2 separate regions of the Mus musculus genome follow, and region 1 is linked to region 2. A link is a loop called in an ENCODE intact Hi-C map of the cell type or tissue named here. Cell type or tissue: left cerebral cortex. All regions are shown on one strand. Links, peaks and the distances in the headings refer to the core of each region. The heading gives the core; the rest is flanking DNA.

Region 1 (8,548 bases), core at 204-8,203, 59 kb before region 2:
CCTCTTAAACAGCTAAGCAGGTGTCTATCACTAAGCTATACTCTCAGCCCCAAGATACTAAATTTTTAAATTATCATACATTTATACAATGATCTGTATCCATGAGGAACCTCCCTCTTTCTCCCACAGGCTCCCCAAACATATGTCCCCCTCATCTCCACGTCCTCTCTCTTTCTTTCACTAACAATTACCTCAGTGAGTCCAGTTAGTGCTGTATGCCTGAGGATGGGCCACATTCCCAAAGACAAACTGACTCCTCCTAAGCCAACAGCCCTCAGGTAGGGGTGGATCATCATGAGCCCCTTCCCCACCCCTCCCCTCCCCCCTGCTGTAATTATAAGACTGGCACGATCTTGTGTACGTGTTAAGCAGATAACCACTGCTGCCACTGGGACTGAAGAGATGGCTCATTGGTTAAGAGCACTGACTACTCTTTCAGAGGTCCTGAGTTCAATTCCCAGCAACCACGTGGTGGCTCACAACCATCTCTAATGGGATCTGATGCCCTCTTCTAGTGTGTCTGAAGACAGCTACAGTGTACTCATATACATAAAATGAATAAATAATTCAAAAATAAATAAAACATTCTCTCAAAAAAAATAAGAATCTTTTTTTGTTTGTTTGTTTTGTTTTTGATTTTCAAGACAGGGTTTCTCTGTATAACCCTGGCTGTCCTGGAACTCAGAAATCCACCTGCCTCTGCCTCCCAAGTGCTGGAATTAAAGGTGTGCACCACCACCGCCTGACTAAAAATAAGAATTTTTACTGACCATCGCTTAATACAAAAAGATCAAGACTGAGAGTAACACTAACCTAGTGGAATAAAAACACATATTTACAAGAAAACCTGGTAACATGTCCGTTTCCCAGAACAACAGGAGCACGTTGCCTCCAAGGACCTGCGACCATGTCAGCCACTGGCCTTTGACAAGCCATGACTTCTGGCTGGCACGTTTTCCCTCTAAGGTTGGTACTGCAGCATGCAGGGCTCACCACTGGGTAAGCTCATGGATGCCTTTTCCTCCCAGCAGCCCAGCTAGTACTTTGGTCACTATGAAAGCCAAGCATTAATGAGTAAAGACGATTCCAGGTCAGTTCCAGTTTGGTTTCTGAGTCCTGCAAGCAAAGTCATCTCCAGCAAGAAGGTCCTACTAAGGACACTTGTTGTTTTGAGACATATCTCACCAGGTCTCATCTCCTGGTTGGCCTGGAACTTGCTTTGCAGACTTAGGCTGGCCTTAAATTCACAAAGGTTTATCTGCCTCTACCTCCCAAGTACTGGAACTAAAGGCATGTGCCACCATGTCTGGCCCCATTCCAAAACCAGTACTAACAGTGTGGTAGCCAGTGATCACCTGGTAGGCAACAAGCTCATACTGAGGTGCAAAGGCAAGCGCTTGTTCCATGCGCACCAGCCAGGTTCCGAGAGCTAGGAGGAATGAAAAGGATATAGGCCATTCCATTAGCTGGTGCTTCGTTATTTATTCTGCTTTGAAATGTTAAGATTTTATTTGGCAAATTTCAACTTATAATTAATTTTATCTTTTTTTAAAGCATAACTCCTGGAAAATATAAGCCTGCATTAAATTGCATCTGTGCAGAATAATGTTCACCTGAAGTATCCCACAGCAATTCCATGCAGTAGATAGATACTTGACATCACTCTTATTTAACAGATAGCAGAATACATTTAGAAACAATGTTTCTCCCAGCACTGCACAGGCCTGTGCTTGAGTTGTGTCACTCAGGGAATAGGTACTACTGAATATTCCCTTTTAAAAGATTTTTTTAAAATATTTTACTTATTTTTATGTGTGTGGGCATTTTGCTTGCAGTGCCCATACAAGCCAGAAGAGATCATCCAATCCTCTGGAACTGAGTTATAGATATATACTGCCACATGGATGTATACATGGCAACTGAACCCACGTCCTCTGGAAGAGCAGCCAGAGCTCCTAACCACTGAGCCATCTCTCCAGCCCCTCTTAACCACTGAGCCATCTCTCCAGCCCTGCATATTACCCTTACTAAAATGCTTGGAACCGGACGGAGTATTTCATATTTCAGAGTTTACTGAATTGGGGTATATTTGCATAGACTTTGCTGGTTACTACAGTTAAACAGCTTTAGCATGAAAATCCAAAACCTTTCAGCCATTAGAGCGGTACTTACAAACCTATGGTTTTTCAGATTGAGCATGCTCATCCTGTGTGTCCCCTAATGTCTAAAACGCCCTCTCTATATAGACCAGCTCACAGTGGAAACACTGGGAAGTGCTTGCCCTAATACTCTAAGTTGCTCCTCTGATGTCTAGGCATCCAAGGTGCATTCTTCTGCCAGAACTGAGAATGGCCCCATGGGAACCAAGAGTGGTACAGTGACGGAAGCTAGACCTGGATTCCAGAGCCAGCACAACTGATGCTTTGGCAAAACTGGAAAGGAAAATAGTCTCGGGTGTCACAGGGTGATTCCAGAAGGATGCATCTGCCCCACTGTCAAGTGGAAAAGCTCTTCTTCCATATCCAGTTATTTTCATCCTGGCAGACTCCATTGTTTTGGACTGGAACAGTGTCCCATCCCAACTGGCACGAAATGGACACTTCAAAAAGCCACCTTTCCAGTATTCCAAGTCGCTTTGAGTCCCAACTTTATACTTGACCTTACACGTCTCAAGATAAAAGGAGATAAGAAAAAACAGACATAGCTCTTACAGTTCAGAGGACTTTCAGGTCACGAAAGAATAAAACTGCCCCGTGGTAAGGAGAGAATTACAAGTCACCAAATCTGTGTGGCTAACAACAGCAGATGGGAGGGGCTGGCATGCAATCAGAGACGCAAGTGTGGCACGGCACTTTTGGACCTTGTAAGGCGCCCATTCATCACCCTGGTGACAGGAGGATTCTCAGGGACCATCTGTGAGACTGAGTGGTGGGTGGGAGTGGGTGGGACAGGCTGGCACTGAGGAGAAGAATCACCATGTGGGTTGCAGACGTCTGGATCCACAGGGATCCAAAGGAAGATGAGGGAGGAGCAGGCAGGAGCTGATCGTGTCCAGGATATGGAGGAAACGTGGGCAGAACTGAGAACTACTGAGAAGTGTTTTCCGGTAATGACAGGATGGAGGTGTGAAGGGTAATTGGTCTTATACCTGGAAACTATGGCCCTTCAACATTCCAATGTGGGTCTGGGTTGCTGCTCAGTGGTTAGTGCTTTCCAAGCACACACTGGGCCCCGTCTTCAACTTCCCAGTACAGGGGAAATAAAACCTACTGCTCTGCAGACAGAATCGACTTCTGGGTGCTGTTCTCAGGGCTGGCTGGACCTAGCAGAAATTCTGAAGGATGTTTTTCTTGTTTGAGTATTTGGCTGCTAACTGAATTCTCTGGGAAGCAAATCTCACGTTTTGTATTTTTGAAAACTAAATTATTTTACCATCATCATATATTTCTGTCACCTCTGCTACTTGTATTCCTAAAAAGAAGCAATTACATACCAGGGCCCAGCCATCCAAGTTCTTAAGCGGCTTCTAAACGAGCACTCCTTACTCCTGTTTGCTTAAGATGTAGCAATTTCACCTGCGATCTGTCCAGACTGAAACAAAGTTCCCGACCAGCACTGCAGGAAGCCGAGCCTCACCAACAGCCTCACCAACAGCGGACTAACGTTCTGAGAATGTAAACCTCCGCTGGAACAGGCAGGCGAGGCGCACCTACCGCCTTCCCTGGACAGACCAATGAGCCAGCAGAGAAGCTCACTTGTTCTCACTCTCCTTTTTTCTGAGCCAACACTGCAGCTCTGGCAGATGGGTAGCCAGCTTATACAGGTATCCTATGTACAGCCACTAATACAACACCTGTCTTGGTAGGGTGGGGAGTTATTTCAGGAGAAAAAAAGTCCCTGAGTACAATTCCTGCCAAAGTATGAGCTGGCAGAAAATTCAACCAACAGAGAATCAATCCTACTCTTGCCACTGGGCTCTGATGTCCCAGTTTACAACTGTCCAGAATGGTCTTGATAAGATGGCATGACAGACAAAACTCGACTCTGTAAACAGGACAATTCCCATGGAGGCCAGGGCCAATGTCTCTCCCTTTACATAGTCACAAGGCCATCTAATTGTGGCCCCAGTACATATTGCCTAGGGACCTCTAGCCCTGGTGCTGCACAGTACCATAATACAACTCGGGAAAGGCAGAGCCTGCTGGGCAACTACAACCGGCAATGCAGCCACTGGAGGGCTTCGGACAAGTCAGGGAACTGAGCGGACAAGTGCCTGCTTTGTAGCACTGACACGCTAGCAGGGCAGCGCAAGGAAAGACAAGCAATAGAAAGTCACAGATGAGCGGGCTGCTCAGGGCTGCTGCCAGGGAGGAGGGCAGAGTGAGGAGAGAAAGCCAAGTGGAAGGCAACTGCAGGTACTGCAGAGTGACTAGAGCAAACCCACGAGAGGGACAGGGATTAGTATCTGATGACTCCATTAGTTAAGAGTTTGCTGCTGTTACAGAGGACTAGACATGGGGTCTGAGTACCCCCTGTTGGGCAGCTCACAACCACTAGTTCAAGCCCCACTAGTTCAGGGGATTAAACATCCTCTTTGGAGCATACACACAGAGAGACACATAAATAAAAACAAAATAAATATTAAGGGGAAAAAAATACATGTTCATTGGGCACCATGAAGGAAGGAAGAGCTGACTGGCGGATGTCCGAACAGCACCCTAGCCGAAGCCAGACATCTGGACTGAGGCCCCGGACAGATGGCGACAAAGCGGGACACAAAGTGCCAGGAACGGAGAAGCACAGCTCAGAGGCTCACAGTAGCCAGGCTGTGTCAGGCTGCACAGGCCACTGAGAAGACTACACTGTGTCCTCAGATGGGGCAGGAATCCCTGAAGGGTTCTTTGGCTTCCCAGAGCCTGCAGGCCTTGCCTGATCTAACCAATGACTGATGTTACTAACTGCTGCAAACTGTGGGGTCCACGAAACCACATGAAAGCCAACTGTAAGCAAGGAGTCTGTGCAGATTATTCCCTGCCCCCCATCGCTCCTCAGACATTACCCTGCCTGCTCCCCAACTCCTCCCACAGTGGCCACCTTAACAGGCAGCTCCCCTTTCAGAGTCAGAAAAGCCCTGGTAGAAGATGAACTCAGGCCCCCTTGTCCTCAGAGCTTCCCTGCCATACCAGGTATGGCCTTGTCCTGCCTACATGTGTACACAGGACTGGAAAGAATGACAACACCTCACGTCAGACAGTAGGACAGTCAGGGCCTATACTAATCACTGAGCACGTGCATGGATAAAGCAAAGGTGACGGACGGCCCCTGAGTGCTGTTTAATTCTCCTTCTTCTGTCACCGGCTTGAGCATCCTTCCAGAACTGTGCTCCAAATAGTTATATATTTAAGAGACACTAACGGACTCTAGTTTGAGATCTATTCTGCTCCTTTACATGAATGGCTATAAAATACCTACACCCACAGTTTTAGGGGATCCACATAATTCTCATGCTGCATGAGCAAAACATTCAGAGAAGCCTACAACCACAGTGCTGGGGGCTTCCTCTGACTTGTACGAAGCTGTGATCTCTTTTCAGGGCAGCTCAATGAAAACCCCAGATGTTCTAAACTGTTGGGCCAGCTGTTGTGACCGGGCACGAGAGGCAAGAATACTTAATTCAGTCTCCACCATCCACCTGAAGGGCTAGTCCTCTGCTTGTTTATGGGATTGCGGACACAGACTGCTGGGGCTCGAAGCCAAGAACAGGATCTGGAGCAGTCCATCACACAGAGCCTGGGAAAGGAAAAAGGGGCCAGGAGGGGGACTTCTTTGGAACTGCGTAGCACCAAGAGCCCGCAGTATCTTCCCAGAGACGATGAAAGGGCTTTTCCCTTTGAATGCACACTGTTCCAGGAGAAGGCCTTAAAGAAATGCCCACAGTCTGAGGCAGTCTGGTCTAGAGAGCTCTTTGTTAGAACTTGGACCTTGACATTTTGAGCAAGAGCTTGTAATCTGAGATGGGGAGGGGGACGGCTACGCAAGCAATAAAATCCATATTCTTGGAAATTACCCAGGCAATGCAAGCATATAAAAAAGGAACATGAGGGATTAGCTATCCACTTCTGGATAGAAACGTGGAAGTTGCAAGCTTACAGCTCACTAATCTTTGCTTGTCTTACAGTTAAAAAAATAAATAAATAAAATTTAAAAAAGGCTTGCCCTGATGGGCTGCTCTATTGCTTACCCCTCCCCCAGCCATTAGACAAAGCCAAGGCTGAAAACACACCAGAGGGGCGCACTGAAGGCTGAAATGGACTGGAAGTATGTCAGACTACAGGCGTAAAAAGTCAGTTATCTGTAGGCAAGCATGAACCTCTGTGGGAAGAGGCTCTCACTGTTTGAGTTAAGCAGCAAGATGCAGAGCACTCACCAACTCGGTCTAGAAGTTTAGTACTCTTAGATGCACAGCTTTTGTACTCAAAGATCTTGTTAACTTAAAAGCAAAATACCACAGACATGTTTTAAGAGCTAAAACAAACAAACAAATAGTTAACACAAATACAATTCAAAATAGGATTTTTCTTTGTAATGGTGGAAGAAGGATTAAATCATACAACATGTTTCATATGTTCAGGACTGAGCAGGCACGGAGCTAGGTGCCAGGGATAGAAAGGAGAATGAGAAAGCCGGGCAGGGGTGGCACACACCTTTAATTCCAGCACTTAGAGGCAGGGGCAGATGAATCTCTGAGTTCCAGGCCAACCTGGTCTACAATGCCAGTTCCAGAACAGCCAAGGCTATACAGGGAAACCCTGTCTTGAATGCCATCCTCCTTGCCCGCCCCTCCCCCAAAAGGGAAAAAAACAACAACAGATGATGTCTTTTATTAGAGAGCTAATGGGGGCACATAAATAAAATCACAACTTAGGTGCAGGGAATGGAGTCTTCCTGGAGGCATAGACAAGTTGCCATAGAAACAGAGGCATTGGGGTGGGGGTGCTGACAGAGGAAACTTCCTAGGAAGCAACATTCTAGCTGTGTTTGAAAGGGGAGACAAAGGGAGCCTCACTCCTGCACAGGCAACAGTAGATGCAGAAGGATCAAAGTGTGGCATGGTGGGTCCCTTGAGGGGTCTGCAAGTATGCGTGCGTGCGACAAGGCTCAGGCCAGCAGTGGTCCTCACAGGATGGCTCTGCACCAGGGGACTTATCAGAAATGCACCATCTCAGGCATCCCTCATCCCGCCCCATGAAAACTGGCTGAAGGCAGCCAGCTCTCTCCGTAACCTGCCTGCACAGTCACCGAGATGCGTGGCTTTTTTAAAGAAAAAGGTTGGTTTTTATTTTATGTGAATGAGTGCTTTGCCTACAGGTACGAGCGTGTCATATGTGTGCCTTGTGTCCAGAAAGGACAGAAGGAGGCACCTAGAACTGGGTTACAAGGTACTAGGAAGATACTGGAAAGCAAACCTGAGTCTTCTGTAAGAACAAGAGGTGCTGTTAACAGCTGAGCCATCTCTTCAATCCCAGGCAGGTGATGTTTTAAGCTTGAGAACCTAGAGGCCAGAGGGTTAAGCTAGGGCATGGTTAGCACACCATGTGTGGTGTGTACACCCAGGGACCACCAAGCCATGGGAGACCAAGTGAGAGCTCCAAGCAGGACGGGGGGGGGGGGGGGCTAGGTTTGCAGCTTGGACAACTTATTCACTACAGTACAGAGAACAAAGGGAAAGAGGCCAAGCTGTTAGTAGTTAGGCTAGCTGGGAGGCCATTGCAGCCATCCTGGTGAGAAAGACACCAGCCAAAGCGGGAAGGAGCAGGAAAATCTGCGCGAAGACTATGAGAAGCCATAAGGCCAGAGGACTTTGTGACAACAAGCAGAAGGGTGAACGGTGACAGCTATGGACCCTTAGGTAAATGGGCCTAGGTTTGTCGGTGGTGAAGGGGATTGAGACAGAGTTCCACGTCACCATACTCATGGTCTGGAGACTCTTTCCATGGGCCTCAAGTTTGGCTTCAAGGCAGAAAAGAATTTCAGGACTATCAGTTCATAAAGTAAAATTGGATTATTTTAAAATGGGCTCTAAAATAAAGATTAAAAGAAAGGGGGGAGCTCACAGGAAAATAAGACAGACCCAAGTGCATGACTGGGATTCATTAAGAGTCACAAAGGAAGAAAAATATATGTGTGTGTGTGTGTGTGTGTGTGTGTGTGTGTGTGTGCTGAGCTTTTCAAGGGAAAGTCACAATTGTCTTGATATCAGCCATATATACCATTTTGGTGGCTCTCAAATTACATCTCAAAAGACTGCTAAGAAGATGCCTTCTTCTCCCTTCATTCTTTTGACATGTGAGATTATAGGGAGGCTCTGGAGATGCCTTGGCTGGGTTATAATATGATAACCCAGAAGTTACTAGGGTTACACAAGGGTAGTAAGTTAGTATCCGTCCTTTCCCTGTAAACGGGGTTCCTGGGGAAATTCCTAGCAAACTGTAGGTTTATAGCTGAGAAGGGAGGAAGGCCTTAGGCAGTTATTAATAGCTCTGAAATT
Region 2 (8,548 bases), core at 152-8,151:
AACAGTTACCAAGAGGACCGATCAGGCTTTGGATGGGAAGGCATGTTTTTGACAATTTCCGTGCACAGCATCCTTTTATTGCCAGGAACAAGGGACTGAAAACGTGAGGCCAGGTTGCTCTGTTTCTTCACCAAGCAAGCAAGCTGACTGCTACTTGACTTCCAGACAATAATATTCTCAGACACCTCCCTCCCTCGGCCTTGACAGCATCTGAGTCGGGAATGGTGAATTCTACAGAAGATTCTGAATGCCCTTGTGTGACTCATGTCACCTCTGGATGCCAGGCTCCTCACTCGTGGAGCAAAGGACTTTCAGAACCATGGAAGTGTCCTCATTCCATCCAGATGTGAAGGCAAAGTCCTCCGCTGAGAAGATGGGCCGCTAGAGCTCACTGGCTACCAACCAAATCGTATCTTTAAAGAACTTCAGCTGAGTATTCTACAAATGTTACCAGAAGAACACATCTCTCCCTTTCCTTCCCCACCCTGTTCTCCTAACCCCTGAAGATATTTTAGAAAAAAAAAATCTATAACCTTTCCCCTGTTCCTCTGCTTTTCCTGTGGGGAGAAAAACAAAAATACAAAATACAAAATACAAAAAAAAAAAAAAAAAAAAAAAAAAAAAAAACAAAAAACCAGACAGCTAGCCTTATGTAATTTCTAAGCTGGGGCACTGTTTCCAAGGTAACAAGTTTTTCAAAAAAAAAGCAGAGATAGGTGTAGGACACTGACTATGTAGATGAACGGGTGACCCTCTAGTTATTTCATAAGCAGGCAAGAAGGCAGATAAGCTCTTCTTCACTTACACCAGGAGGAAGCTGAGGCTTTTACAACACTTGCCAATGATCCTCCAGAGGAGGCTGCTGCGACAGTTAATCCAGAGAGAAGCGGCTTCTATAGTCTCCAGGGTCTACACAGACTACGTGGAAAGGGGCTCTTCAGCACAGGGTCTAACTATAGATGCTCTTTCTACAGCTCCCTCATAGCCACAAGCAATGGCACTCCACACTCCCCTGCCAGTTCACCACACACCAAGTAGCAGCAACCCTTTCCAATCTTCCCATGGACCACCTGCATGCCTAGGCAACACAGTGCCCCGTCGGAGGAGCGACTTTGGCTTCCAAATGAAGATGGGGAGCCAAGGAGGTAGTGCTCCCCCCTCCCCCACCCTATAGACAAAGGCAAGGAACTGAACCCCCTGGCAGCTGGAAGGGGGCACGGCCACCAGCCAAGGGTGAGGGGGCAGAGGGATAGCAGTTCTTCCTGTAGCGGATGTCCTGCCGTGGCTAGCACCCAGAGCACACCACTGTGTGCCAAGGGGCTGCTCCCAAGCCGTCCTCCAAGAAACGTGAAGAAGCCAGAGAAGGGAAAACGTGGTCCAGTCGTGACATGGCAGACACAAAACCAAATGGAGCCGAGGATGCTGGGAAGGAGGTGGTATGCAGTGGGCACCAAGAATTCAATTATAGAGACTGTCTGGCACAAGCCAGTCAAATCTCCTGTGGCTACAGAATAATCTAGGAGCACCCAGACTCCATGATTTCTAAAGGTCTGGGGTACAAACAAAGACCTATTTGTGTTCTCCTGGATATCCACACTGCCAATTTGTCTCTCACCTTCTAAATAAACCTAATTACTCAGTCTCTTCTTAAGCTGTCTGCCTTTTCCTTGGCTCCAGGAAAGCAAGCACATACTGCTATACTCACATGTGAGTGAATCCTGACCAGGAACTCTGCAGTACGCAGGACAGGTACAGTACAGAAGCACCCCGGTGCTCTGACATGGGCCATAAGCTTTCTAGTCCTCTGCAGTGTCCTCCCGCAGGTGATCCTATGCTCATACGGTGGGGATCCGATGCAAGGCCTCAAGGCATGCAGCACCACCGCCATGCCCTCACCACGCCCTTTGCCAGCCATCCTGTCTTGTCCTGTCGCTCAGCCTGCTCCTGCCTACTCTGCAGACTGGTTAGTCTATCTCAGTCCTTTGAGAGACCCTTTATTTTCCTGTTTTGTGAAACCAGTATGTCTCAAAAAGTTAAAAAGGAATTAACTTCCTCGTGGGCCCACAGGATGAAAGAGGTAAAGAGGCGTTCTGTCTCCTAAGACTTTGCTGAGCCTTTTTAAAAAAAAACGAGCCAAATGCGCCAATGTCACACGACTGCAGAGGATCACAGGAATCTGTCCCTGCCATATGTCTCGCCGAGCAAAGAAAGGGCAGCGTTGGTGTTAACTTCAATTTTCCAAAAATGCTACAGCCCCGCGCTTCACTCTCCAAGCCTGTCATTTCTTAAGACGAACCTTGGGGTTGCCGGCTGCCAACTTTCACAGACTCCCTTCTCCTGCCTCTTGCTTTGAATATGTTTAATATAGTCTCTTCTCTCTTTCCACGGGCCTCCCATTTATTTCTGTTTACTGATATGAAAAATCTTACATATTTCCTATCCTTCCCAGTACTCGGAAATAAAGAACAGAGCAGATTAAACAAAGGAGAAGTGGAAAGCAAATAAAATCCAGTTATGCTTAGATTCAGTCCCCTGAGGCATCTTGATGTGCCCTAAAGGGCTTCAAGGAGGGAAGCCACGGCTTTACCTTGGTACATGGGCCCCTAAAAGATGCAAATACTGTCTCTCTAATATGAGCTCTCAGATAAGGTCACTGAGTGTGTCATCAGTCACAGTTTACACTCGTGGAGAGCTTTGTTTTCTAAAGATGTCTTCATGTCTGTCACGTGCCATACCATTCTTCGGGTGAGAAGATAGATTACAAACTGTAGACGGTGCCTAGAAAGTACCGTGACATTGTTCCCGTGGGAAAGCAGATCCAGGACAGGTAGAGTGATGTAAGAAGGCAGCGCTGTTGAGACTAGAGTCACACCCCAGGACCCTCTCAATGTTCCCAACATAGGAAGAGAGTTTCCCAGGATCGACACGGGCTGCAACCCAGACCCAAGTCATCTTTAGCACCAGACAGCTGTACACCAGAACACCAAGTTCCCGCATAGCAAGCAGAGCCAGCAAGCTGGAATAAACACACCTCACTCGCTTCACTGTATTTTAGGGTCAACTAGGCTCCTGGAAGTAAGCTCAATCCTGCTCCCAATGCGGCTGAGCCCCCAAAGGTGGGTGCTTACAGGCAGGGTCACCGCCTCAGCACAGAGGCCGGAAACACTCTGGCTTTCTTTCACTTATGGCTCTGACGATGGCTCTACCAGACAAAGGAAGAGAAAGCATCATTACCAGACAACTTAATTCCCTATAAACACCAATTTTCTGTAATTGGCCAGGGGGTGAGGGGTGTCTTTCTTGCTCCTTGGCAGGATTTCTTCGCATTTGCTGGATAATTGTTTCCTTTCTCCCACTGCCTAGATCTGCACCCAGGGACCAGGCTGCTGGCCACTTATAGGGCACCAGAAATAAGTCCGAAGCTGGAACACCAATAATACAATTAAGCTTTTAAAAAATACTTATCATGATCCCCCAAAATTTCATCACTTTGTGATAAGTATAGATAGGAGTTTTCTTATTTGTAGAGCAGAACAAAATACAGTGCATGTCTCATCAGATGGGACAATATTGCTTGCTACCGATGTGTGGAGGGGATATCACTGTGGGAGCCCCCCCCCCACCTTCTACTCACCCCCCACGCCTTTCCTACCGACCTGCCAAGTTATTTCAATAGCACATCAAGCTCCATTTCCACAGTCAAATCTCCTCCCTGTGTCTGCAATCACAGGTAATGAGCCTCCAGTGAGCGCATTTACTCGGAGCCTGGCAGCCATGGTCTGTGATTCTAGTCACATGCCTGTGTATTAAACTGACGTGCAGAGCAAACCAGGAAATGAAGGGACACTGTCCCCATCTCAAAAAGGCTGTGCTGCTAACAAAGCAGCACCTGTGACTGCAAATTATTCTGGCCTTGTTCCCTCCGCGTCCCCTGGATTTATAAAATGAACAGGGCGTTACCAGACATCACAAGGCGTTACCAGGCAGTCGGCTCGGCTCCACGGCAGCTGGTCCAAAGCCAGCTTCCCAACAGAGAAGGGTTTACAAAGGCCTACCACACTCCCTCATCACATCTAATGTTCTAGACATCCCTCTGCAGTGATTACTTGCCCTCTGGCTGTGACAAAGTACCTGATAAAGCAACTTAAGGAAGGGGGCCCTTATTTTGGCTCACAGATACTGGGTGATGTCCATTCTATCAGAGAGTCACAGCGGCAGAAGCCCGAGGCAGCTGGCCTGGTTGCATCTGCTGTCAGGAAGCATAAAGAGACTTGCTCCCTCTCAGTTCACGGTCTCCTTTTTATTGACTGTTAGGTGGGTCTTCCCATCTTAGTAAACCTCACCCAGAAAACCCCTCACAGACACACCCAGAGATTTGTCGCCTAGGCGACCGTAAACCTCATGGAAGTTGACATGGCTAAGTATCACACCCTGTGAAATGGCATTCTCAACTCAGAGCTGAGTTCCTCAAGCTCACAAAATAAGCTATCTCCCCAAAAACAGAGGGTTCCTCAGGGCCCTGATGGGCAGAACACCCAAGCCTCCTGACCTACACCACATCCCCAAGAGGGCCCGGGCTCCATCAGCCCAGATGTCAGCACTGAGGGGGTTAAAGGTGATCGTCAAGAAGCTGGGCCAGAACTGCCTGTTCTTTCTGATCTGCTTTTTCTAGGAAAAGGGCAAGTCCAGGCCACCAACCGTAGGGTAGACCACATACAGCCTGGCCCTAGACCCGAACACACTATCACACCCCAGTCCCCTCCCCTCAAAAACTCAATAGCCCACTTTAATGCACACTCAGTCCTAAGCATGCAAAAGACTGGTACCTTCAGAAACATAATTACCTTTTATTATTTTAGATTTGTTGTGACGACAGATCACTGTGAAATTTTGAGGTCTTAGACCATGAGTTTAAGTAGCTGACTCCACAGGACCTGGAGGAGGAGGAGCGAGGGGGCGGGGGGGGGGAGGATAAAGAATAGGCGCTACCACACGGGACACAGGTGGGTGACACCAGATTTCCAAACCCAAAGTGCTTATCAAGTAGCAATTTGCTCCCACACTTCACTACCCTCGCTCTGGGCAGGCAGGCACCCGCATTCTGTCCTACCCAGTTTCTGCCATGCACAGTATGCTTTCTCTTCATTGGGTCTGCCTGCAAAGGACCGGGAGCCCATGTTCTAAGTTCAAAGGCAGAAGGGACGGGAACTGCAGGCTGATTTAACATAAAAGAATCAGGACAACAGGAAAGGACAAAGGAGTATGCCAAAAACAGAGCTCTCTTCTGCTGTTATTTATACTTTTGAAACAATGTAAGTATGAAGCTTGCCAAAGAGGTACAGGAAAATCCTGGGAAAACATGCACTTTAAAATGGTCTCCAAAGCCCTCTGAAAATAATAGAATCCAGAAGTTTGTTTAGAGAGAATTAAAATGGAGTGATAGCCTGAGCATATGAACAGTTCCCCGTTTTGCACAGATTATAATCTAAAACGTCACTTTTACATGCTTTGAAACTTGAACTCCTTCCTACCGATAAAAAAAGCTATAATTGATAACAAAATTTATAAGGAGTTGCCTTACATTTAAACATGAGCCTTTAAAAAAATACTTTGATATACAACTCACTTAAAATCCACTCCTGTTGCATGTAGAGTTAAGTGTGTTGACAAGTGTATACAACCATTCAACCATCTCTACAGTCAAGGTCAGTACACGATTGCCACAAAGTTCCCTTGTTGACCCCTACATGCTGAGCCCCAGACATTCATCCATCTGCTTTGTATAAGCACAGACTACTTTTGTCTGCACTGGAGTATCATCTAATTGGATGTACACAATGCTTCTGCGTGTCCATGCATGCTGCTATATACATTCAGAATTCCACTCCTTTTCTGTGGCTGAGTAGTATTCCACCATTCACCACGCGAGGGATGCTTGGATCAATTACAGGTTTTTGTGATATTATAAATAATGCTTTTATTTATATTCACAAATGTGTTTCTTCCGATACGCATTTTAAATGATTTGGAGTAATTCCTCCATGCTTTTCAGAAGCTAATGTACTACTCCATACTGTGATTAATGTAATAATTAAAGGCTGACCTACAAGTGTCCTTTAGCCTACAGAGTACCTGATATTCTCAACACTAGTGGGATAAGGGAATGAGTTTATGGTACAGGAGACACTGAGAAAAGCTCCTTATCCATTTTGGCTGTGTCAAGGTTTCTTGTTGACAAAGCTCTACTCATACCTCTCTCCTTTCCCTGGTCTCTGTAAATGCCTGATACACAATGCTCGCACCAGCCCAACCTTACCCAGATAAAAAGTCCCAGAATGTGGCCATTTGGTGTCCCAATCCCAAAACCACATTCTTCATGTTGTCTACCCTGCCCCAAATCAAAACACCTTCCCCTGCTAAACTGCTTGCACGGATTGGGAAGGCCATCTGACCAGAGGGTACCCTATGCAAAGAACTGGTGTCCCCTCACCAACAGTGGCCCTGAGTTTTCAAGACAGGTGCCACTGATGTTCCACATGGATGCTCTTCTTCCAGATGAAGTGACAGGCGACACACAGCGACATATGGGTGCCTTGAAATCGCAGGAGGTGGGGATGCTTGTTGCAGGGTAACTCAGGTCAGTTCAGGGTGGGAAGTTCACTGGATTTACAGGCTAGACCTGCCTCATCATAGCCTCTGCCTCCTCCCTCCATTAATGCTTCTTTAGTTTCTTTCCTCCTTCTGCACCTCAGAACTCACAGGTTTTTATACCATCTCGTGGTCGTTTGCACCACGGTAGTAACAGCAGGATGCCATGCATAAACTACAGGTTGTCATCTACACCAAGACTGTTCCGTGCTACCTTCCAGTTCCTCCACACTGCACTCTACCTAGCTCTTTGTCTAGCATCCTCACTCCTAGGACTAAATATACACAGCTTGCTGCAGACGCTCCTCAGTGCCGCATCTTCAATACCACAGAGGTCCACGGTGTGGCTGAAGGAGATTCACCGTGGACCTCTAGGAAAAACCCCGTTTCAGAAGCTCAAGCCACGGAGCGGCCAGAGAGACAACTCTGTGCTTTAAAGCATTAGCTGTTCTTCCAGAGGACCCAGGCTCAGTTCCCAGCACTGGCATTCTTAATGTACTACTCCATTCCCGGCCCCAGAGTCTGTAACTCTGGTTTCAGGGGATCTGATATCTCTATCAGCACAGACACAGACGCAGGCAAAACACCCATACATAGAAAGAAGAAAATTTAAACTTTAAACTACTTCAAAAGGAAGAAATTCTGGTACCAAGGCAAGTATGCCGTCAATAGATCTGAACTCTAGCCCTGTTGTTGCTTAGCCATCTCACACCAGGGTGAGGAACAGAAACAAAGTCAGAGCTCTGAACTAACCCACTGGGTTTTTCGTCTTCTGCTATCTCAACCCCAGTGTAAATCTTCTGGCTTGTGCAAATTAAAAGTGTCTGTGCGGCAATGAACTGACGTGACGTTCACAAGCCATGCTGGGTGGTGTCAGCAGGTAGGCGGCCAGGCAGTGGGATGGCTCTTCAGGGAAGTGCTTGCATCACCTGCCCCACAATTCTGACTTCATCCCCACCCATGCACCTCCCCTTGAACCCACTAATGGCTCTGCAACAGGCCGTGGGATCCAGCCCCCAGAGCATGGCAAAGCCAGCCACACAACCCCCACCCAGCCATGCACTCTCTGAGGAGGCCCAATCCCAGAAGGAACTTAAAAGCCAGTTACTTTCCTGACCACCCACAATTACTTAGGTCATTTTGAGCTGCCACTCTGTCTGCTACTTCTTGTCCCTGCCTGATGCTCACCTGGAGAGGTGTGAAAACACATTGAGTCTGGATTAAAAAGGGGGAGGTGACAGACAGACAGATAGACAGACAGAACACTAGGTAGATGAATGGATAGATAGATGGATGGATGGATGGATGGATGGATGGATGGATGGGTGGGTGAGTGGGTAGATAGATATGTACACACACACACACACACACACACACACACACACACACGTCATCATTGAGCCTTACATTGAGGCCTTGCTCTTTTGTCAAAAAGCCATGGTGGAATATCATCCAGAAAGTCTGAGATTTACTTCTGGGAACCTTCCCAGTCCTAATCCCCCAAGCTTTGGCTATGTTTCATCTTGGTACCAAACAACACAACAGGGTTATTTCTATGAGTTCTTGAGCTTTCTAAAGGCTTAGAAGGATGAATGTTTGGTGATGCTGAGCAGACTCACACACAGAATGCTGTTCTACCCTGCCTTATCACGAGGACAGAGCCACTAAATCTCTGCCACCAATCCAGGAACCGAGAGGAAGCAGCACAGACCTTCTTATCAAACGGCTTGCCCTGCATAGACCCATCCATGAGAAGAAGCCACAAAGCACTCCACAGCACAAAGTATAACTGTAATACTATATGCACTCCACAATTCCATGTGTGAAAACACAAACTGGAATGAGCTGGAGTAGTTAGTGCTTGCTTATGAGATTTAGACAGAGCAGAGTGTGGTTTTAA

The links. Hi-C counts contacts between places; a loop is a spot of excess contacts. Peaks named below come from ENCODE experiments on the same cell type or tissue, not always from the same donor. Only the 100,000 strongest peaks of a DNase experiment are listed, where the experiment ranks them.
Region 1: it touches region 2 in a loop (2.0-fold over the local background); 4 of 42 quality-filtered maps call a loop at or near these places.

What each region holds. Positions count from the first base shown.
Region 1 is chr3:138,855,613-138,864,160 of GRCm38, reverse strand. The region is part of intron 1 of Tspan5 (tetraspanin 5); the gene reads right to left. Among named protein-coding and RNA genes, the nearest start is that of Tspan5, 120 kb to the right of the region's middle. In left cerebral cortex, for the core only: CTCF peaks have their summits at 1,870 and 4,253; DNase peaks (open chromatin) are centred at 2,961, 4,183, 4,788, 5,713 and 1 more place; H3K27ac peaks cover 5,468 bases.
Region 2 is chr3:138,796,568-138,805,115 of GRCm38, reverse strand. The region is part of intron 1 of Tspan5 (tetraspanin 5); the gene reads right to left. Among named protein-coding and RNA genes, the nearest start is that of Tspan5, 59 kb to the right of the region's middle. In left cerebral cortex, for the core only: no CTCF peak of the experiment used is centred there; DNase peaks (open chromatin) are centred at 2,208, 2,765, 3,913, 7,557 and 3 more places; H3K4me3 peaks cover 477 bases; H3K27ac peaks cover 4,938 bases.